2 separate regions of the Homo sapiens genome follow, and region 1 is linked to region 2. Evidence: chromatin loops called from intact Hi-C (ENCODE). Cell type or tissue: breast epithelium. All regions are shown on one strand. Each heading gives the region's core, and the rest is flanking DNA. Links, peaks and the distances in the headings are about the cores only.

Region 1 (11,819 bases), core at 1,741-9,740, 150 kb before region 2:
GATATTTAGCCAATGCAGTAAGACAAGAAATATGAAATGCCAACATTGACAATAAGACCAAATGAACACTGTTTGCATAATCAACAACCCAGAAAACTAAAATTAATAAACCATTGAAACTAATTACCCAGTAAACTAGACAATTACAAAATAAATATATCTAAAACAATAGCTTCTTAAATAACAACAATAGCCACCTAGTAAATATAATGGTTAAAGGGGTCCATTTCAAATAGCAACAAAAATATAAAGTACCTTAAAATAAATTTAACATATGGGACTGCTATAAAGAAAACAACATGCTTTACAAAGATCCATAAAGAATATTTGAAACTAGAAATGCTATATCATGAGCATGGAAGATAAGATGTAATACTGAAAGCTATAAATTCTCCCCAAGTTAATGGAGTTTTACTCAAAACCACAATGGGAATTTTTAGAATCTGAAAGAAACAAAAGATTCTGACTTTCAAAAATTCTTTTGAAAAATTTAAAATGAGAAGAACTTGAACTTCATCTGCCAGAACAAATTAGAAATCTAGCAAATAAAACGATGCAGAGTAAAACAGAACAGAAAGCACCAAAACAGACCCAATCAGATAAGGATTTCATCTAAGAAAATGTGACATTTCAAATCAACAGGAAAAGATAAAATTATTAAGAAGTTGTTTCAGGACAACTATGTAACTATTTGGAAGAAAATGTAAATTCAATCCTTACTTCACATGGCATGCCAAAATTTCAAATAAATTTAGAAAATCAAATGTCCAAAATATAATAATAAAAGAACAAAAACATAGGTGAATATTGATCTGATGGTGAATATGAAAAAGTTTTCTATAAATAAAATTAGGAAGGATGGTAAGCAGAGAGAAAGGGAAAGAGAGAAGAAATATTAATAGACTTAACTATAACAAAGTTACTTCTAGAAATAAACATGACATATACAAATGCCAAAGACAAATACTAACTTGATTTAAAAAATTTGCAACATATAACAGTTAATATGCTGATAACCAGCTTTAGCAAATATATATATGAAAAATTAAAATATTGTTAAAAATAGACAAATGGCATGAACAAGCAACTCAAAAATGAAAACTGCAAATAATGTATAGTATTTGAAAAAAAAGTTTAGCTTCAATTATAAGCAAAGAAATTCAAATTAAAACAAGGCACTACATTTTGTTTAATTTCAAAAATTGAAATACCCAAGGCTGGTGAAGACATAGGGCAATGACTTTTGATACAGTTGACCCTTGAACAACACAGGTTTGAAGTGCATGTATCCACTTATGCATGGATTTTTTCCAATATATATTGAAAATCCTTGGAAGATTTTTCAACTATTTAAAAGACTTGCAGAACTGCATAGACTAGAAATACCGAAAAAATTAAGAAAAAGGTATGTCATGAATATATAAACCATATGTAGATACTAGTCTATTTTATCATTTACTACCATAAAGTATACATAAATCTATTATAAAAAGTTAGAATTTATCAAGACATATGCACACAAATACAGAACATACATGGTATCATTCATAGTCAAGAGATATGTAAACAAATGTGAAGATATAGTATTAAATCAGAGCTGCAAAAAATGAACTGCAGTACATACTGTACTACTGTAGTCGTTTCATAGATACCTCCTGTTGCTATTGTGGTGACTCAAGTGTTACAAGTATCCACTTAAATCGCCACTGTGTGATTCTAATCATCTTCGGGTGAGCAGTTCCTCTCTCCAGTAAATTGTGTATCATAGTGAAAAGTGATCTCTTGTGGTTCTCTCATACTTTTCATCGTGTTTAGTGCAATGCCATAAACCTCGAATAACACCATGGGATACACACGAAGTGCTGCTAGTGATGCTGGAAGTACTCCCAAGAAGCAGAGAAAAGTCGTGACATTACAGGAAAAAGTTGGATTGCTTGATATGTGCCATAGACAAGGTCTGCAGCTGTATTTGCCTATTTCAGACAAACAATTCATCTTGTAAACAGATGATGTCATCTTACATTATCAGTAAATACAGCACAGTACTGCAAATGTCTTTTCCTTCTGATCTTTTTAATAACATTTTCTTTTCCCTAGCTTACTTTATTGTAAGAATATAGTATATATACATATAACATAAAAATATGTGTTAATCAATCATTTATGTTATCAGTGGGGCTTCTGGTCAACAGCAGGCTGTTAATAGTTAAGTTTTCAAGGAGTCAAAAGTTATACCTGAATTTTTCAAGTGCACAGGCCATCAGTGCCCCTAACCCCCATATTTTTCAAGAATCAACTGTATATTCTGTTAGCAGAGCTTTATATTAATACAACACTTCTGAGGGGCAATTTAGTAATATGTATCAAAAGCCACACAAATATCCACCCTTTTGACCCAGGTTTTCTACCTCTCAAATTTTACGCTAAGAAAATGATCAAAGCTGCTTACAAAGATATGCAAACAAGAATATTCTTTGCAGTATTACGTCCATAAAGGAGAGTTTGAACCCTCTAAAATATATAATAGGGCCTCGATTATGTGACTTGCAGCACATTCAACTATACACTCATGAAAATTTTTATTGCAGATTCTCTAACAGCATAAGAAAATGTTCAAGATACTTAAAGAGAATGTTACAAAAGAGTATGCATAATATAATCTTAATCGTGCTTTAAAATTTTAATCACAAAATTTGTTATTTAATGTCTGTCGTGTTCACTCTAATGGTCCTAGAAGGTTCTCATCTCTGGCTGCAAGTTAGAATAGTCAGGAATGCTTTTGCGAAATATCCCTGCCTGGGTCTCACCCAAAATTAAATTAAATCAGAATCTCTGTGGGTGGTTTGGTTTTAATTTCTCCAAGTGATTCTAATGTGCAGTCACTGTCAGAAACTTTCTGTTGTATAGAGCTGCGATTCTCACCGTGGTCCATTTTGCCCCCAGGGAACATCTGGCAGTATCTGGGGACACTATTCGTTGTCTCAACTTGGAGTAAGGGATGCTACTGGCATCTAGTGGGTAGAGACCAGTTTTATGGACTGAATTTGCCCCTCCTAAAATCCTTATGTTGAAGTCCTAATCCCCAGTAACTAAGAATGTAAATGTACTTGGAGATAAGGTCTTTAAAGAGGTGATTAAGTTAAAGTGAGGCCTTTAGAGTGGGGCCCTAATCCAATAAGGCCAGCACCCTTATAAGAAGAAGAAAGGAACCAGGGATGTGGTCGCACAGAGGAAAGGCCACATGAGGACACAGCAATAAGGCTGCAGCCCACAAGCCAAGGAGAAAGGCCTCAGGAGAAATCAACCCTACTGGCACCTTGATCTTGGACTTACAGCCTTCAGAGCTTTGAGAAAATAAGTTTCCATGGCTTATGCCTCTCAGCCTGTGGCATTGTTAGGGCAGCCCTAGCAACTAATACAACAGGAATGCTGCTAAACATCATACAGTGCACAGAACATTCCCCACAACAAAGAATTATCTGACCCAAAATGTCCATAGTGCCAAGATTAAGAACTCCCTAGAGCCTAGGTCTGTGCTGTGTGTAGATAACCAATAAATATTTTCTTACCTAGGTGAATGACATATTTAATAGGTAGAAATCATCAGGACTTGGTCACCCATTGAATGTGACAAGAGAGGGAGAGGGAAGAGTCAGGAATGGCAGCCAGATTTCTGGTTGGGGTGACCAAGTGAAGGGAAAGAGCAGAATCCCGGAAAGTGGACAGGAGGGAGTGGGGGATAAGGTGGGAGCTGAGGGAGTGGGGGCATCCCGTGCAGGTGCTCAGTGGCTGAGCAGAAATAGGTTTCCGGAAATGAGAACTAGGCAATTGCTAGCATACAAGCCATAGTTCAGCAACCGCGGGGAGACAAGGCTGCCTGGAGGAGCATCTAGAATGAGCAAAGTGCCAGCTATGGAACCTTGATGACTGTAAATACTTAAAGAGTGGGCAGAGGAAAAGGAGGACAGAGGCACTACGGGGGCTTTAGTGCAAGGGCAGTTCATGGAAGCTGCAACGGTGAGTCCTACGGACCTATGTCACTGAGCTATCCTACCCAATTATCCAACCAAACACGAAGGTAGGTGTTGGGGAGATGTTTGTACATGTGGTTGGCCTCTATAATCAGATAACTTTAAGTAATGGAAATTAGTCTCAATAATGTGGGTAGGCCTCATCCAATCAGTTGAAAGGCCTTAAAAACTAAACTGAGGTTCCCCTGAGAAAGAAGAAATACCACCTGTCAAGGGCAGCTTTAGCTCCTGCCTGAGAGTTTCCAACCCACCAGCCTGCCCCCCAGGGTTCTGACTTGCCAGCCCCTTGTTCTGTTTCTCTGAAGAACCCTGATGGATACAGAAGCCAAAGAGGGGCTCCAGGAGAAGGGAAGCTGATGGCTCCGTTCTGCACCCTCACACATTGGCTGTGGCACATATGACTGAAAAATAAAGGGTATTCCATACCCATGGCAAGAGCTCAGAAGAGAAATCAAGAAAAAAGAGGAGAGGTCTAGGAGAGAGGGCAGAGGAAAGCTTCAAAACTGTGTGCCCACTGGACACAGTGGCTCACACCTGTAATCCCAACACCTTAGGAGGCCAAGGCAGGAAGATCACTTGAACCCAGGAATTCGCGACCAGCCTGGGCAATAAAGTAAGACCTTGTCTCTACAAAAAAATAGACAAAACTAGCCAGGTGTGGTGGTGAACACCTGTGGTCCCAGCTACTGGGGAGGCTGAGGTGGGAGGATTGCTTGAGCCCAGGAGATTCAAGGCCGCAGTGAGCCATGATCGCACCACTATGCCCCAGCCTGGGTGATAGAACAAGACCCTTTCTCAAAAATAAGTAAAGGAAACTGTGTGCCTACCTGTGGAAATGAGAAAGACAGGACAGGGCAACATGTAGAGACCAAGTCAGGAAACAAGCGCCCAGCTGTCCCTCCCTACACCCATCACTACTTGAGCGCTCACCACACCCTGAGAGCTGTCAGCAGTTTACACGCACTAATTCTCATTACAGTCCTTCCAGGGGGGAGTTTTCATCTTTATTTTATACAGGTGGCAACTGGACCACTGTGAGAGACCGAAGAATTACCCTAGACCTTTTGCTAGCATGTAGAAGAACCCAGAACCAAACTCAGGCCTCTCGGATTCCACACTTCTGCTATTCACCACAAAGCTGTTATTGTGCAAGCTGCTTGGTCTGGTGGAAACGTTAGGAGTGGAGAAATGGAGTTCTAAGGCCAACTCTGCCCTGATGGGCTGCCGGGTGTCCACAGGCAGGTAGCAGGTGGTAGGAGTCATCTGCTGTCATGGAACAGCCCAGGCTTCAGGGTCATACACCTAGAGCTGCATCTCAAGTCTACCATTTACCAATTGGGTGCTCTTGGGCATATCTCTTACCCTTCCCAAAATTCAGCCTCCCCATCTCCAAAAGAGCGATAAATTATATCTTTAAAAGATGGTATTTTTTGAGACAGCATGCGCAAGGCACAAAGCACATAGAAAGTGCCCAAGAATTGGGAATTCCAGTCCATTTTCAGTGTTCACTGGTCCTTGGTTTTCTCACACATTCCACCTCCTGCAGGGTTGTTGGGCTGCTCCAATGAGATGATAAATGCAAATGTACTTGACAAATTCAAGGCATCATCACCATGGAAAGACAGGATACACACACTATATTTTATACAAAATTTAGCCACCAGTTGTACAACCCCGAGCAAGTCATAGAAACTTCCTGTGCCTCAGTTTCCCCGTGTGAAAACCAGGCAAAGTGAAAGCTGCTCCACCCACCCCCACACTTAGCCTTACGAGGACACATAAGTGCAATTTGTAATAATTATACATTGAATTTCAGGCCATACGGTTATACTGGATTTCTAAACAGCCAGATGACATTCCTAGCCCCCTTCCCCAAAATCGTATCATGGAATATCATCCCCGTCACTAGCTCTAACTTTGTGGAATTCTCTTTTGCTGTTTCAACCCCTGATTTGATTCACATCTCCTATCTTGCTCCCGCTGTCATTTTCTCTCCCAGACTCAACACGTGGCTGCACCGATATCCTCCCTCTGTTTCCTTTCTTGTTACTACATGTCCAGTAGCATTGCATAAAAGTGCTCAAAGGGAAGGGTCAAGCTCCGTTTCAAGTCTGAGGTCTGGGATTACATCAAATCCGTAACGTTTATCTGACCTCGCCATCAGCCAAATACTTCCCAATTTAAGTCTCAGTCACATCAAGAGAAGACTGAATAGTACAGGCTGCAGAGTGCCCTGCTTTCGCCTCCATTTTTCTTACTTAATTCCAAGCGTATGGCTCCCAAACCCACTTAGGCCCTGTAATGGTCACAAGCAGTGTGGCCATTGGCAACCAGGCAGCATTTCACCTGAGGCAGCTCAGGGACTGCGGGGCTGCTGTCAGAGCAAACAGACCGCCTCCATGGACTGGAGGGAGCAAGGCTCACACAAAGGGCTTTTTGTTTCAGTTAAATAAGAAGTCATTTTGAGCCCAATTTCCAAAGTGCCTCACTCTCCACGTGCCTTGGGCACACAGTGAACATTACTATTGTATGGCAGAACTCCCCTGTTCTACCTCACACAGCCCAAACTTAGAGGCAGGGGATATTGGCTTAGGAGGTGCCCCCTGGCAGCAGATGGGGTGTGCATCTGTTATCTTGTCCCTTGTGCAGAAATTTATCTTATTGCCACTAAATCAACAATGCATAAACAATAGGGTGCATCCCTAGTGCCTAGGACAGTGCCTGAAACCCCGGGGAAACATGATGAATATTTGTGCAGTGAATAAGCAAATGAATAAAAATAAAAGGAATAAAAAGTTCACGTGGGGGTTAGAAGGAAAAATAGTTTCAGATTTTGTTTTGTTTTGCTTTGTATTTAAATGAAAGAGGAGAAGAAAGAACTATAATTTGAGTTCCAAATTAGAAGGCAACTAGACCCAGGAAAGAGTAAGTCATTTGTTTGACCATTTGGGGGCATAGCAGTCAGCCAGCAGGTACCCAAAACAGACAGTGCAAGGCACAACTCCAGAAATACTTCCAGGTTCGAGAAGTCTCTGTGACTTCTGCCCCCTCAGCCTCCACTCTTCACTTCTGCCTTGTTTTGCTCTCCCTGCTCTGCGTACACAACCTGAATGAGGTTACTTAGCCCTGACAGCTTTCTCTGGGGAGCAATTAGAGCCTTTAAGATCTTACCTATGCTTCACCAGAAGTCTTCTCATTAAATAGTTACTTCAAATGTTCCCAGGGCTGAAAACATTAAGATTTAAAGGGAACAATTGACTGCTTTTTTTCCATGCCAAATCAGACCGTTGTTTAACATGGTGAGAGCTACCACTGAGGTTACTGAAGTAGAAAAAGGGGGTTATATGTTGCTGGAGAACAGAAACTTAGCAGGGAAATTAAAAACAAGACAGGCTCTGGGACCAAGTAAGTCAAAGTGATGTCTTCAAGGAATCAGGCTTTGCAGAGGTCCTGCGGCCCAAAAGTCAGACCCTCAATACCCTCCAGGGCTTCCAAAGCAACTCTGTTCTGCATCCCATCTCACAAAATAATTGGGAGCTACCAGCAAGATGCCTGCCACGAGAGGGCAGCTTCCTGGAGGGGGGCCCTTGAAGGATGGCGAGCCCAGCAAGGACAAAGCGTGGCAGGGTGAAGAGCAGTGTTTGAGACAGCAGGGCCCATCTGAGCCTGGAAGCTTGTTTTGAAGCAGAAGCTGAAGTTCTCCTTTCTGACCATGCCCCACCCTGCCGAGAGAACCTTGCCCTTCATGGGAAAGTGATTTGGGGAGCACCAAAGTCATCTGTGTCTTAGTTGTGTGGGGCATTGAGCTGTCTTGGAATTGTGACTCATCCACTCATGCATTGTGGTTTAACATAGGGTTCCAATGTATTAAAATTTATTCATAATTTCTAAATGGTATCAGGTCAGATTCGAAGATGAAAATAAACATCATCTCCTTCAAAGTTGAAGTCAATTAACCCAGGACAGGAAGAAGACTTCTAAGTGAGCAAAGAAAGAGGAACACATTTGTTTGGTGTCCAGCTCAGGATACATGGAAAACATTCCTTGGTTCCTTTTAGTGCGCATGGGCTTCTGTTTCCCAGAACTGTCCCAGAAAGATGTCTTCACTTTTCTAAGCTGCAAGTATACATAAGCATCAGGATAAGTCAGTAATTAAATCCCTACACAAAGCAAACTCAGATTTTTTTTTGCGTGTGTGTGTTCTTCATAATTTCCCATGTAGGCCTTGTTCTCTTGGCAGGGTGGAGCCCTGTTAAAAAGACCAAGCTGACATAAGCTTGCCTTCTAGCTTCCTGGGCTCCTTCTAGTTTCCTGGGAGCTGGACCCTATGCCCAGCACTCCCCCTTGCCATTCCCCAGTTGACATTGCCATGGTTGGTGATCACTTCATGACAGAAGCCACCTTCCTAGGCATCATTCTTTCCAGGGTCCCTGGAAGGTTATCTAGGCCTTTTGTTCTGAATAAGACTTCGAATTTTCATCAGACCTTCTGTACACATCTCCTACAGGGAACTTTGGCTCTATCTTTGCCAATCCTTTCTATAATGGGGGAAAATCTCATGATAGCATTCTTGCCTCCCCATTGTAGTCACAACTCAAACTGCCAGCCTCTCTTGCAGTTAGAATGCAGGCCTGTGACATAGTTCTGTCTTTGTACACACCTGCATAAGATTTTGCTTTAGAAATGAAGTGAGCAGTGTAAGGAACTGGGCTCAGCAAGGGAATCCCTTCGCTGACACGGTAGCATCAGTTCTTGGGAAGCAGCAGTGCACAGGGTAGAAATGACAAGTTCTTATCATTGAGTTCTCAGTAGCTGCAATGGTGGTTTCATCTTCAGGCCAGTTCTACAGTGCGGTTGGGGCACTTTTTCTGGAAACTTAACCTGGAATTTGCTTTCCCTGCCCCTCAACTCCTAATGATCCCAAATATTCAATAGATCCATTTTATTCTTGAAACAGGTGTTGCCGTTGTCTGTAACCAAGAATGTTGACAGTGGGCATTTCAGGAGCTGAGGGCATTTCGGGGGATCACTCTTCTCCTGGTCTTCAGTGACAGGGTGGGAGGCAAGGATCATCCCTTCCTGGGGATATAGAAAATTCATTCATTCACTCAATATATAGCAAACTTGTGAGTTAGGAGCAATCCTTTCTGAGAATCAGTGATGTCTGCAGATGTAAATTCCTTTGACACCCACATAAAGCTATAGCATAGAGGAGCTTCAAAACACACAGGCTTAAGCTTCCACACACACCCCTTTGCCCTCCTTCCCTGGCCCTCTCTTGATCTTTACTTCAATCCTCTCCAGGCAACCAGATCTCTCAGACCCTTCTCCTCCACTAACCTCAACCAAATTTGAAATCAACCTCTTTAAGGTTTAATGACCAAAATGGCTTGGAATGTTATCCTTTGCCAGAAGTATTTGTATGATACAGGAACTAGAGCCTTGGACTAAAAGGACAATGTCTCCTAGTGAAATTTCAGGCATCAGCCAGTCAATAAAGAAAATTTGTGTTTGATTTGCTTCAATTTTCATCTATTTGTTTGTTTTTACCAATGAGGATTTCCCTGGGAGACTACAAAGCTGTCATCTAGGAAGAAAGGACTCAACATTTGTGGGCCATCTACATATATGCAGGTGGTGTGAAGGATGCTTTTTCCAACATGACCACACTTACCCTGGCCCTCACCATTCCAGCCACACTGGCCACCTCGCTGCTCCTCCAACATGACACATGCTCTCTGGCCTGGGCCTTTGCACTGACCAGTCCCTCTGCCTGCAGCACCCTTTCCCCAAAGATCTCCATGGCCCACTTCTTTATCTTCAGGTATCTGCTCAAATGTCTGCAAGTAGACACACCTTCCCTGACCACCTGCCCTCCACCCATCATGCTTGGTATTCTCACTCCCCCAACTCTGCTTTATTAGTTCCCCACATCACTAATCGCCACATGGCATACTTACTTAGTAATTCACTGTCCAGCTGCTCCCAGCCCCAACCACCACCACTAGAAGATCAGTTCTAAACAGGCAGGGATTTTGTGTTTGCTCACTGCTCCTCTCCCCAGCACCTAGATCAATTATCAACACAGAGTAAGTGCTCAACAAAATCTGTTGACTAAATTAAACTCATACAGAATGATGCAAATATCATTCTAACTTTCAGAAAAATAGCGATGTTTAGAAAAATTAAATTGTTCAAGGTTCATTAATCCATTAAGCCTTGCACCCAAACCTGAATCTGTGCAGCAAGAAAGACCGAGCTTCCTCACCCCTTCCTCCCTAGGCAAGTTAATCAGAGGGAGTATTCAGGGTCATGCCCTCAGCTCCTCAGTGGCCATCCAACCCCTTCCTGATGGGTAACACTTGCATAGCTTAAGGTAACATCAGTTTCTACAACTGGTAAACCTTCATATATAAGTGGGTTAACCCAATAAAAGAGTGTGATACAGGTATGCTTGGTAGGAACATTCTCCTCCAAGTGGTGAATCAGGGACCCAGGCTCTTTCTGATTTATGGATCAACTACCTTCAACACATGGCTCTCAAGGTGGTCCTGGAAATCACTTCCATTCTAGCCATGGAATGAGCATGAAGATCACCTAAGGGGGTAGAGGAGAAACACTTCTACTCACATGACATTGGCCAGCTCTCAGTCACATGGCTACACCCAACTGCAAGGGAGTCTGGGAAATATAGTGTGGCCATGAGCCCAAGAAGAGGAGAAAAGAGGTGTGGTGATAAATAACCAGTCTCAGAGGATCCCCTGTCATCTTCTATTAGTAACCTAGGTTTTAGAGTAGGCCAACTGCTGAATGGAAAGGTACCAGGAAAGTGTTTAACCACCTAGACCTGGAATTCAAGCAATCTTGGGCTCATGTTCCAGGCTCACCATTGACTAGATACTTAACCTTAGTCTAGGTACTTACCTGTCTGAGTCTCAGTTTCCTCAGCTATAAAATAGGGACAGTACTAGTAACTACCTCATTGGGTTGTGGTGAGGAACAGCTGAGATCATGCCTGTTGGGTATGTAGCAGTCCTGACCAGAACTGTTATGAGGGAAAAGATGCTCCAAAAAGGGGTCCCAGCTTCCTCCCCCAGTGCTCTTACATCCCAGCAGGCCAGCAATTCAGAGAGCCACTCTGGGTCTCAAAGCTTAAATGAGACAAGGTTTGTCCCCATTTGACAAATGACCTGTGAGTCCTCTCTGTTGCATCCTATTGATGGTTTCTGACAAATCCCACAGTATCAGTTTGCATAAGTAAGTTTGAAATGCCCTTTCCATTAACAGAGGAGCTCTGCTATTAACTAATTACACTTTGGCTTTTCCTGTGTAAGCCACCGTGCCAGGGAGAAGAGGCCAAGCGTGAGGTGGCCTCTGGTGTGGCAAGAAGGTTTGTGCAGACTGGGATGGGCAGGGGCTGGGGTGAACGTGGGGGCTGCTCCTTTCTGTCCTTTCCTTTCTATAAATCCAGTTATTGGGACAGTGACCTTTGGAGGAGTGGCTCCCAATTTCCCACACGAATGTTTTCAAAGGATTTGGGACAACTCCAGTTTTCAGAAAACTGCTGATATTCAGAAAAAGACTAAATGCACTGCTCAAGGTTACGAGAGTACCTGAATCCATTGTGAGGTGGGGTCCTGACAGAAGAGCACTGTTCTCAGAAGCTACAGCCTCCAACGTGGTTCTGACCCCAGGGCCGACACCTGCCAGGTCAGTCCCAGGCCTGACCGGGGAGCAGTGGTCTGCCTATTCTGTCTTCTGCCATGCCTTCCTCCATGTTGGTCAAGA
Region 2 (11,819 bases), core at 1,880-9,879:
GTTTTCCCCTCTAATATATATCCCGTGGTAGAGAAATGGTCTTGACAAGGGGAAGACCAGGAAAAGAAGACACACAAATAATCAGCTCCATTCAGGCCTTTGAAAAGTGGTTTAAATCGATGCCTCAAATTGGGACTCAAATTCCCCTGCCCAGTGCAAAGATCCCTGGCCAAGGTCAGAAGACTTGAGACCAGGCAAGTCCCAGATGATCTCAGGCAAGTCCCCAGGTATAGCTGCAGTCCCTTTAGCCCCAGTCTGTTTCTCTGTCCAAGGCAGAACCCAAATCAACTGCTGTCTATGTCATGTGTTTTGATTGTAATATTTAAGTTAGGGCACTGTGTTCAACAACTCAGACCCTGTGGAATGCTGCAGTTGTCAGAAATAACTCAAGAGAGGATGCTCGTCCCCAGGAAACATCAAATGAATGAGCTGGCATATTAGCAGACGTGGATTACAGTAAGGAAAATCTAAAACAGAAGATGTATCTGGATGCTTCAGCAGACAACAAAGGAAGAATTTGGGGACTGGGTCTAAGCACTCGCCCAAAGCACTAGAAGGAGGATTTCTTTTTATTTTTCTTTCCTATTTTTGTTCTTCTGGTTGTTCTTTCTTTCTTCCTTTTCTCCCTTTTTTTCTTTCCTTCTTTTTCTTTCTTGGTTGCTTTTTTTTCCCCCTTTGAAACTGAACCATTATAAATGAGTTGGTCTCATAGCTTCTGTTAAAAATCAGAAGCTTGTTAGATGTAATGATTATCTGCATTGTGACACTTACCGCGTATGAGGGGTCTTGTCGAACAGCTTTACTCTAATTTAGAGCTCCTCTGTTAATTAGAAAGCCCTCAGATTTTCTGCAAATGCAGGTCACTATCGACAGCTCATGCTTTTGATGCTTCGTCTGTGACAGTTGTTGGGTTGCCCTTCTAGGAGCTGGCAGGGTTGTCCAGACTCTGACAGTGTCAGAAAATGCAGTCACCACGGCTGCTTCACAGGAAGTTACACGCAAGGTCCGCACACAGTCAGTTTCCCTGTAGCCCAGAAGCCTGATGAAATCTGCACTCACATTCAGCTGAAAATAGCTCGAATTCCAACCCTCTCTCCCCCTGCCTCCTCTCTTCCCCTTTTCCTCCTTTCTACTTCCTTGCCTCTCTTTCTCCAACCTCTGTTTCCAGCATCTTCTTTCTCATCTTCTCTCTCTTTAGTCCTCAACAACTGGGGTCCTCTGCTGTCAAAAACAGCCACATTCACCAGAAAGGGAAGTAGGTTTTACAGATAAACCGGGTTGCTTTTCACTGAAACAGCAGTGATTGTGGAACAGAAACTCTCCCCTCCCTGCCTTTTAAATAATATTTCCTATTTTTTTGCACCGGTCAGCAGCCGCACCTGGTGAGGCTGAGGTCAAGGCTGTACTTCCAACATGGCTCACGTGTTTTTTCTTAAGAGAAGGGGGAATTTGGAGGGGGGCAAAAAAAGAAGGAGAAAGAGAGGAAAGGTTAACCACTCGAGAAAAAATGCACATGGGCTGAGGTTTCCTGCCCTTATCACCATTCCAGTATAAAACCTCAAATTATGGGAATTCTCACTTAGGAACACCTCATTATGGAACATATGTGCTGGGGGTCTGGGGAGATGGGAGAAGGGGTGTGTGTTCATGACCATGTGTGTAAACTTGTGTGCTCCAAATTTTATCAAGTTCAAGCCAAAAAGAAATCCTCTGTGGCACTTGTTTAGGACTTAAAAAAAAAAAAAAAAAACCAACCAACCAAACAAAAAACAGTATTTAAATCAAAATAGGAAATACAAAAAACAATTTGTACACCCTCACCACCACCACCAAGGCATAGCCTTGGAAGAAAAAGGCATCCCTTGCAGCCACAATTTCGCAAGTTGACCTTTTCACCAGGCCAGTGCCTAATTTCCTAAACAGGCCCCTTCTTCCTTGAAGTCACTGCAAATAAATGCAGTCATCCAGAGTGTAATGGAAGTCTGGCCTTGGAGTTACTGGCTTATGAAATGCAATGGGATGAGGTGGGGTGAGAGGCCATAGCCCAGACTGAACGGCACAGTGACCAGGTAGGGTGGAGCAAGGCCACTCCAGCAAGAATGCCAAGGATAGCCTGCAGTGGGTTATTAGCCCCAGCAGGGCCCATGCCTCTACGGCCATGTTGCTGTCATCTTCGTTCTTGGCTAGCAGATGCTAGTCCCAGGAATGTCCTCCATGCCTTTAAGCTAACTGCAAAAACAGAACGGTGTGAGCCAGGGCAGACCCCATACTCTTTTATATTCTACCTATAAGGGAAAAATAAACCTAGACCTGGAAAACAATGTGTAAAGTGGCAAAAGCCAATCAACTCATTTAAAAAGAAAAACCCTCCATCCAACGTCACGAAGCTGCTGAATATTAGGTTCCTGGGAAGCTGTCCCAGCAACCTAGATATGAGAAACAACGCTTGCTATTCTGGGGTGAGAAGTGAAGTTGCCTTTCACTCGGGACTGTCAAACACAGTCTATAAATACCAGCAATGCCCCTTGTGAACTACGGGCTGAGCTCAACCCAGAGAAGGCAAGTGTTTCCCAAAGGTCACACAGCAATTCCAGGTCCCCCAGAAGTAGCCCTTCACCAGATGGATCCCATCACCAGATAGCTCTTGGAAATAATACATTGCTGCATCTGATTCTCATTTTCAACAAGAAGGCTGAGGAATGAGATTGCACATTTTAGTTTCCTTCCCCAACTTTCTTTCTCCAACCTTCTGCTCTGGTTCTCCTCTCCCCCACCACACGTACAAAAAAAATCTTTTTAGTATGTTTAGGGATCTATTTCCATATCTACCCAAAATCTCCAAGCCCCTTGTTCTATCAGCAGGTCAAGAGTAGAGAACTGTGACAAGCTGTTCTCCATTCTGAAATGGATTTGACTGAACAGCTGCTGAAAGGCAAGACATCCTAGGGAGACTGGTACTGGGGATTTCAGGGTCCTTGTTCTGTGGGTGGACCATGGCTCCTTTCCAGAGAATGACTTGTGATTTGTTCTCTCTCCTACACATCAAAGTGAGACACCAATCACAGCTCTACTGGCCCACCTTGCCCCACCTCCAATTTGGCAACTTTGCCTCCTTCTCACACAATGAGAAAGAACGGATAGCCAAATTCTAAGAGTTCACTTTCTGCACATATGTGTAGTTAAGTACTGAAGTGAGAAATTCAAGAAAACTATACTTAGGCACACACACACACATTTTGAGAGATAATTTCTAAAGACCTACCAATCTAAGATACTGAAAGAAAATGGCTACATCAGGCCCAGAAAAGCCTTGAAATTTTCCCTATCCACAGACCACAGCCCTGTGATGGACATGAGATCCTCTGGCTTTGAGATGAATAATGCACAGAAATGAGCAGCATGATGGATTAGCTGGCAGATTATTACCAGACATGTGAACATGCCAACTCAACATCAGGATTGGGCCTGAAACTTCTCTCAGGAAGGCCTTGATAGCATTAGATGGTTGACAGAGGTATTACAGTGTGACAGAGTCTGAGCCCACAGTCTGAGAATGACCACATCCCTTCCCAGGGAGACGTTCCCACTCAACACCCTGGGAAGACTACTGCGAATCACTCTGTCTCTCAAACCTGGCCATGGCTCAGCCCACGCCCTTTCATGTATTTGCCCTTTTCCCTGCTAACAGAAATGGAATCAGAACAAATTAATATTTAATTTTAAGATTACTATTCTATCAGAATAAAAAAGACTCGGGAGATTCAAAGCGAAGGCAAATGCCCCTCCTTTAAGTCTAACGTTGCTATTCAGGCATTTAGGAGCGCTAGACACAGTGAGTTTCCCTGCCTCCAACCTGTGATTTGCCACAAGGCAGGAAGGGGAAGGATAGTGCAACACCCCTAAGTGTGTGAAGTTCTAACCTTTTACCCATGTAATGATCTAGTTAATGTAATATTTTGCCTTTAATCAATGAAAGAGTAAGATAATTTGATATCCTATAAAACTCCCTAACCTATATTTTGCAAGTCGATTAGCTAAGCTCTTCATGCTAATGTCAGCAGAGCCCATGTTACATCTCCAGTCAGGCTTTCAGGTGTCTGCACCCCACAATGCCACACACCGAGAGTGGAAAAAGAAAATTCAGCAGGGGGAGCAGTGTAGTGGGCAGTTACGTTTTCGTCATCTGTATGGAAATTGGGAAATCGTCTTCTCAAATGTAGATTATCTTCCCTTGGGATCCTTCTGGAGGGCTATAAATAATAGAACATACTAATCAACATTAGATATTTAAAAATGAATACAGATTCAGATTAAGGGAAAACTAAATGATGCCTTTATAAAATCCAGAACAAAACAAAACAAAAAAAGGCATGAAAAAGAAGGCTTAGCGGATCCCCCTTAAGTTAGCCCTATTCTCTGGCAACCACACCAGCCTTTAACGAGGGTGTTCAAAGTAACCATTTCCCACTCCCTTATTTATGAGCAGCAGAATGTAAAAAGCAAGAGGCTTAATTTTAATGCGGTAATTTTCTCATCAACCATTCTATCTAAGGAAGCTGCAGAAAGGTGAAAACTGGAAATTTATGAACCTTTAATGGGAAATCTGGATAAGAATTTGGTCTAAATATATGAAGAGGAACATGGACAGCTGGCACAAACACAAAATGCAAGTACTCCAACTCCAGCTCCCTGATAACATCTGCCACTAAAGGTTTACTGACTTGGTTTTCCCAACTCTAGAATGGAGCCCTCATCTAAACCTGGGGAAGCAATATATGAACAATTAGATATTAAATGCTTATAGATCCCTCTCTGTGCTATTACTTTTGACCTGGGTTTTAAAAACACAGTAACACTTACAATTTATTCTCATTATGTAGAAACATTTAAATTATCCTGGAAGAGTTTGTCTCACGGGCTGTTCAAAGAGTGTTTCTTCCTTTCCTTCTAGGAACATGAGGAGTGAATCTGACTATTTCATCAAAGCCTGTAAAAGATACCTGAGTCATGATTTTAACTGAACAATGTCTCCAAGAATTCAGACTGTGAGAGGGGGAAGAAGACCGTCTCTTTGGTGCAGTGGGAATTGCCATTGTGTCCTCCCTGGTTCCTCTCCTCTGTCCTTGGCAATCCAGTTACAATTTGACAGCATTTAAAGATGACAGTACTTGAGATAATAGGACAATGCCATAACAGGATTACAGCAAATGTGAAAGAAAGGACACACGTAGGTACTGTCATTTAGGTAATGTCATCTATGATCAGTTTTTGTTTCATTTTTTGCTGACACAGAACTCAGTGCTACTTATACAATTCACTGGAAACCCTGTTATGGCTGTAAATAGTTTGCTTCCCCCAATGAAAGAAAATACTTACTGTACTGCAGGGGAATTCGGTAAAACTTTCTAGTTTTGCTTAACATGAAAATAATAACAAAAAATTTCAAATCAGTATCAATAGCCAAAGATCCAAAAACAGCCTAAAGCCACTGCTACCCAAAACGATTTTGTTTGTTTGTTTGTTTGTTTGTTTGTTTTTTGTTTCTGAGGTGGAGTTTCGCTCTTGTTGCCCGGGCTGGAGTGCAATGGCGCAATCTCGGCTCACCGCAATCTCCGCCTCCCGGGTTCAAGCGATTCTCCTGCCTCAGCCTCCCAAGTAGCTGGGATTATAGGCATGCGCCACCACACGCGGCTAATTTCTGTATTTTTGGTAGAGACGGGGTTTCTCCATGTTGGTCAGGCTGGTCTCAAACTCCCGACCTTAGGTGATCCACCCACCTCAGCCTCCCAAAGTGCTGGGATTATAGGCATAAGCTACCACACCCAGCCATACCCAAAACAAATTTATCTTCAAAGAAAAAAAATGCTGTGTGTCCTAAATAATAGGTGGTCAAAATGTTTCTAAAGGGTACCTTAGACCCCAATTAAACTGTTGCTTTAGAGTTTGGGGAAAATAAAGTGGAAACACCTAACTAAATTCACACTGTGAGAGCCAGTCAACACTAGCCCACATGCCAATGGGGTCCTTGTCAGTCACTTACACTATTTCTCATTCCATTTCTTTTATGTCATTTTGCCCACAACATATCCAAATTCATACAATAGAGGCATTTGGAACCCAGTGCTACTCTGCTTCCTAACTAATTTCTGCCGCTGGAAGTTTGTTCCTAAAGCCACCAAGTCTCCTAGAAGCCCTTATTTCTTGGCAGTAAACACACGGCGGCCCTGCGTGCCATTAAAATAGCTGCCTCATCATCCAGGATGACAAACAGCCACACTGTGTGCCAAGTGACCAGCCACAAACAAAAGCTTGTTTGACCAGCACCTATCTCAAAAGAAAATTCTGAGTAGAAGAGGAAGCACCTGAAGGAAGCTGAAAAGAAAGTCTGACATTTGAAATTCTAACAGAGGTTCTTTCCCCTCTAGGACACTCTGGGTCACTAGCATCTCTGCTTTCCTTGTTCCCTGGCTCATCTCCTGAGCCCCCGGGCCGTTCTCCTTTCCAACTGTCTATTTACTAACCACTTTTATCAGCCCCCCTCTCACCCCATCCAAAAATGTTTACTCAAGTTCAGGCTAGCTTAATAACCCCCAAAGCAGGAGGACACTATTAAAGAGAGATCACAGGGATATGAATTTTGATGCCTGCCTTATTTTGTCACATATCATCAAAATGATAAATGCTATCATGAAACACCATCCATGCCCTGAGTATCCCAACATGGATGGACTGGAGGAGAGGGACAAGGGACCAATACAGACCCTGATGGGCCCTTGATTCTGAACGTCATTCCTGCCCACTCCCCATCTGCAATGGGGGCAAAGGCAAAAGGAAAGCTTTCCAAGATTTAAACAGTCCTCTATATTAGTAACAGACCCATGTGCTAGGCTCCTACAATATCTGGTTCCATTCTGCTAGTGAAAGGAAACCCTACGGTCAACCAACTCCATCCTCTAGAACATATAAGTCAACAGGGGAGAACTCGGCATGAAGGGTATAACAGAGAATTTCAACAACTCATCCACCCCCTTTGCAGAGTCCTCACTTAACATCCCCTAGCATGCTGCCTTTGTCTTCTGATCAGAGTATTTCAGCAGCCCTCTGTGATCTATAGGATATGGTCCAACTCCTTAAGCCATCATTCCAGAGCTCCACAATCCAACTCCAATTTTCTATTCCAGTCTTAGTTCCCCGTACCCATCAAGGAAAATATTCTGCCCAAGTAAAAATCCCTTCCGTTCTCATTTCCTTCCTGGCTTTTCTTCTTCTTCTCTTACCTCCTGGAATCCTGCTCATACTTCAAGGCCTCAATGAAGGTCTACCTAGTCACCTTAGCAAGAAGAATCAATCTCATCCTTCTCCAACCTCATAGAACACTCATCCCATGCACCACTCCCTGACTCATATCTAGGCCTTACATTGCTGGTTAACCCTCTATGCCTCTAATTAATTTCATGTGTTCCCAATGAGTTTCTTCAATACAGGGACTCTTTCTCCTACTTGCTTCTATTATATTTGAAAGTACCAGCACAGCATGTGACATGATATTCATATATTCTAGGAATTCAACAAATAGCATATAAATGACTGATTTACCTTCCTAAAAGGGAAGTTATTTTTCCAAATATCATTTCTGTTCAAAATGGTAATTTTAACCTTCTTAGCACCCACAAACATTTCCCTTCTGATATCTACTTGAACTTTCAGATAAAAAAAAAAAAGCAAGTTGCAGTAACATGTTATGCTACACAAAGATTAGCATGAATATCCACCCTCTTTAAACAGCCACCCCACACCCTGGAGAAGAGCAAATGTGAAGTTTATGTGCCAACCAGACTGTGCGCCAGGTTGGTAAAGTCTGACAGAGTTACCAAAAAATGACAACATCTTCTATATGTGAAGCCCAACTACGTGGTTGTGCAACTCTATAGCTGACTTTCAACCATGGTCATCTGCAAAGAAGTTAGTCTCAGCCACCTGCGCATCCTCAATGCAAAAAGCTAAGTTCTAAAAACGTATTCTTAATGCTGTTTTAAATGCAGCACTACTAAAAAGGACCTCATTTTGATGCCAGAGGGCAGCAAACATGGACACTTTTGGCCCCCTTCAGCTATTAAGTACAGTAAAAGGAAGTCCTAACTATCATTTGAAATGCTCCCGGCCAGGCGCTGTGGCTCACACCTGTAATCCCAGCACTTTGGGAGGCCGGGGCAGGAGGATCACCTGAGGTCAGGAGTTCAAGATCAGTTTGGACAACACAGTGAAACCCCGTCTCTACTAAAAATACAAAATTAGCCGGGCATGGTAATACATGCCTGTAATCTCAGCTACTCGGGAGGCTGAGGCAGGAGATCGCTTGAACCTGGGAGGCAGAAGATGCAGTGAGCCGAGATCGCGCCATTGCATTCCAGCCCGGGCAACAAGAGTAAATCTCCGTCTCACCAAAAAAAGAAAAAAGAAAAAAAAAAAAAAGAAAGAAATGCTCCCCTCAGTTCTCCAGGCTGGGCTGACTGCCCACGTCAAAACACCCTAGGCATCATCACTCCGTGTTGAGAGCCAAGTGGCCAGGTAGGACCCAACACTACGCAGGCACAGACGTTTTCCATGTTAAGAACCCAAATCCATACAGTCCTTAGCACCCAAATAGGTTCAGAAAAGGCAGTCCACACAAATCTGCCAAATAAATGAAGTTCAGATATTGCATTTACGCTAAATACCTTGGAAATTGAGAGGGAATCTGGAGAGGAAGATGGATGTAGGAAAAACAAAAACCCTCACTTTACAGGAATTCAGCACAGGAGATGCTACATTGTTAGCATCTCCGCTTAAGGAGAAGACATACTGATGAATAAGACTGAGTTGGTGACAGGCACAGTGGCTCTCGCCTGTAATCCCAGCACTTTGGGAGGTCAAGGCAGGAGGATCACTGGAGCCCAGGAGTTCAAGACCAGCCTGGGCAACAGGGAGAAACTCCATCTCTACAAAATTAGCCAGGCATGGTGGCATGCACCTGTCGTCCCAGCTACTCAGGAGGCTGAGGTGACAGGATGGCTTGAGCCTAGGAGATCAAGGCTGCAGTGAGCTATGAACATGCCACTACACTCTAGCCTAGGCAACACAGCGAGACCCTGTCTCAAAAACAAACAAACAAACAAACAAAAGACAACTAATTGGGCTAATGTTTAGAATAAATGTATTTCTAGGGAAGAAAAAAACTTAGTTGGGTACTCCCTCCCCTTTTTACTTTTTGAAGCCTGCTGGAATTCTAGGAAAACAGATTTCCTCCCCTTGCTCTCTCCTTCCTCACATACTCACCAGTACTCATGCGCTTCTCAGACCCAAATGCTCTGCTTATGGTGGATAACCCCATCTCAGTGGGCCTCCCTCTCTCTCTCTCTCTCTCTCTCTCTCTGTCATTACCAACTTCTATAAAATCTCAGAATACAAAGGGCATTCTCATTTCCCTGAAATGTACTTTGGTGCTACCCTGAAAGACGGCTAGAGTCTTGAGGAGACCCAAACAGTTAAAGGTTACAGACAGACTTGGTTCCACTCCAGTGGTGGGTGTTTTGTTTTGTTTCGCTTTAGCTTTATTAAGGTATACTTTACATACAACAAAAGTCATTCATTTTAAGTGTACAGTTGGATTCAATTTGCCAGTTGTATACAGCTGTGTGGCCTCCACCAAAATCAAGATACAGAACACGTCCACCAGTCTAGAAAGCCCCCTCATGCCCCTTTGCTGTCAATCCCCTTCCCTAACCCTCTGACCCCTTCCTTCTAACCACTGAACCCCCACCTACCACCACAGTGTTGAGAATTCTAGAATTTGTTACAAATGGACTCATACAGGATATCGTCTTTTGTGTTTAATTTCTTCCACAGAGCAGAATGATTCTGGGATTCATCCATGGTGTGGAGTGTGTTACTCTTTCATTCTTCTACTGTTGAGTTGTATTCCACCATAGGGCGTTTATCCATTCAACCTATTGGTTGCCATGTGGGTTGTGACCACTTTTTGACCACTATGAACAGTGCTACAATGGACACTGTGTAGATGTGTTTATAGGAATGTATGTCTACATTTCTCTTAGGTAAACATCTAAGGCATTTCGAGAACACAGAAAAGGTTTTGAGTTTGAGTCCAGGGAGCCCTCATTTTGTCATCCTCCAGGCTGCCCCCCTCCCACCCCATTCCCTGGAGAGTTCAACTCCAAACCCTATATCCCAGCTATCTGTTTGGCTCAGCTACCAAATGTCATCCTATTCCGAATAGAAACCTCTCCACTACACTAAGGAAATGATGGGAAGAGACCCCAAAACATTCTTAAAATGGGCATTCATTTGAATCAGGCCAAATAAATTGGACTCTGGGTCAGAGATAACTTAAGTGTGGTGTTCGGAGTCCTAAGAGCCCCCACTAGCTCAGAAATGGACTTAGTTGACCTCCCCCATTAGCAGCATGGAGAGTCAAGGAGATGACTTCTACCTTGCCAAAGGCCTTGGGAAGAAAGACAGCATCAAGGTCTCACACAACACTCCAGGGAGGCAGCTGCTGCCCAGTGCTGTGGACAGCAAAGCTTCAGTGCAGGAAATTAAGATTCCCCCTGCCTCCCCCTCCCCCATCCTCATCAGCTTGGCCATGGCAGGGCTGGGGGATCAGAGGTGAACAGGAAGCAGAAGGACCCCTGGGGGAGACAGGGCCTCCAGTGGGACCAGAGCTGAGTGGCCTCAGGCAGTGGCGGAAGCTGATTAAAGGAAGGTACGGGGAGTGGAGGGGAAGTGGACAAAAGACAGGACAGCCATCTTAGACAACAATGCAAGGGGGAGAAACTGAAGAAAACAGAACAGAGACCACTACTGGCAATAAACAGAGAGAAAGTGAAGCCCCATGGGTGAGGCACACCTACATTACTTAAGAAACCTGAGCACATTCTTACGCCTAGGGCAATAAATACATCCTTGAGCTACACAGGCTAAGCAAGAGTGAGAGAGGGTGATGCTGACAGGCCACATGGGAGAGTGGGAAGACGTGGGCTGGGAGCTGGGAGTTTGGCTTCTCATCTGTGCATGGCCTCTAAACTGGGCAGTGACCATGGCCTGGTCACCTCCCCACTCTGGACCTGGGTTGCCCCTCTGTAAACAAGGAGGTTGTAATAAATTATCTCCAATACCCTAATGTCTTATAAATCTTATGCAATTTTTGCCAAGATGGGAGTATGGGGAGAGAAGAGTGGAAACGGCCCAGAGCTCAGTGAGATGAGATATCAAAGGGGACGAAAAGTGTTCATTCCATCTCCCTAATCTCCAATTGGCAAAGCCAGACTTGGGGCAATACAGACTGGTTCTGTGATGACAAATAACTCCTAGCTCATTCCTAATGATTTATCACCAAATGTTCTTTCTTCAGCTGGAATTTAAAATATGGACTCATCCGTAAAATAGGAATAATAATAGTATATGCTTCATAGGGTTTGTATGAAAATAAAATGAGTGCGTATTTGTAAAGTTCCTAGAGCAGAGTAAGTGCTCCGAGCTTGTGAACTAAAATGCTGCCTCCTGGTATTTATTAGTTACACCTCAGCAGAAACAAAGTTATCAGGCCCTTTCCCCAATTCCTAGTTTGGGTCAGAAGAAAAGGGAAAAGGGAGAGGAAAAAGGAAAAGAATATGACGTCAGGGGGAGGCAAGTCAGTTGGGAACACAGATCCTAACACAGTAGCTGGTACCTGATAGGTGCCTATATGTGATGGATGGGTGGACAGCCCGACAGATGAAAAATGGACAATTATGAGGAGGGGAGAGTGCAGACAGGGGAAG

What was found. Hi-C counts contacts between places; a loop is a spot of excess contacts. Peaks named below come from ENCODE experiments on the same cell type or tissue, not always from the same donor. Only the 100,000 strongest peaks of a DNase experiment are listed, where the experiment ranks them.
Region 1: a loop joins it to region 2, with 4 times the contacts of the local background. A loop is called at or near these places in 3 of 110 quality-filtered maps.

What each region holds. Positions count from the first base shown.
Region 1 is chr2:60,329,611-60,341,429 of GRCh38, forward strand. No RefSeq gene overlaps it. Among named protein-coding and RNA genes, the nearest start is that of MIR4432, 52 kb to the right of the region's middle. RefSeq lists a silencer at 6,965-7,014 and an enhancer at 7,385-7,574. In breast epithelium, for the core only: no CTCF peak of the experiment used is centred there; a DNase peak (open chromatin) is centred at 6,417.
Region 2 is chr2:60,483,232-60,495,050 of GRCh38, forward strand. The region is part of intron 2 of BCL11A (BCL11 transcription factor A); the gene reads right to left. Among named protein-coding and RNA genes, the nearest start is that of BCL11A, 65 kb to the right of the region's middle. RefSeq lists enhancers at 1,543-2,044, 2,045-2,544, 10,175-10,676, 10,677-11,176. In breast epithelium, for the core only: no CTCF peak of the experiment used is centred there; DNase peaks (open chromatin) are centred at 6,260 and 8,530.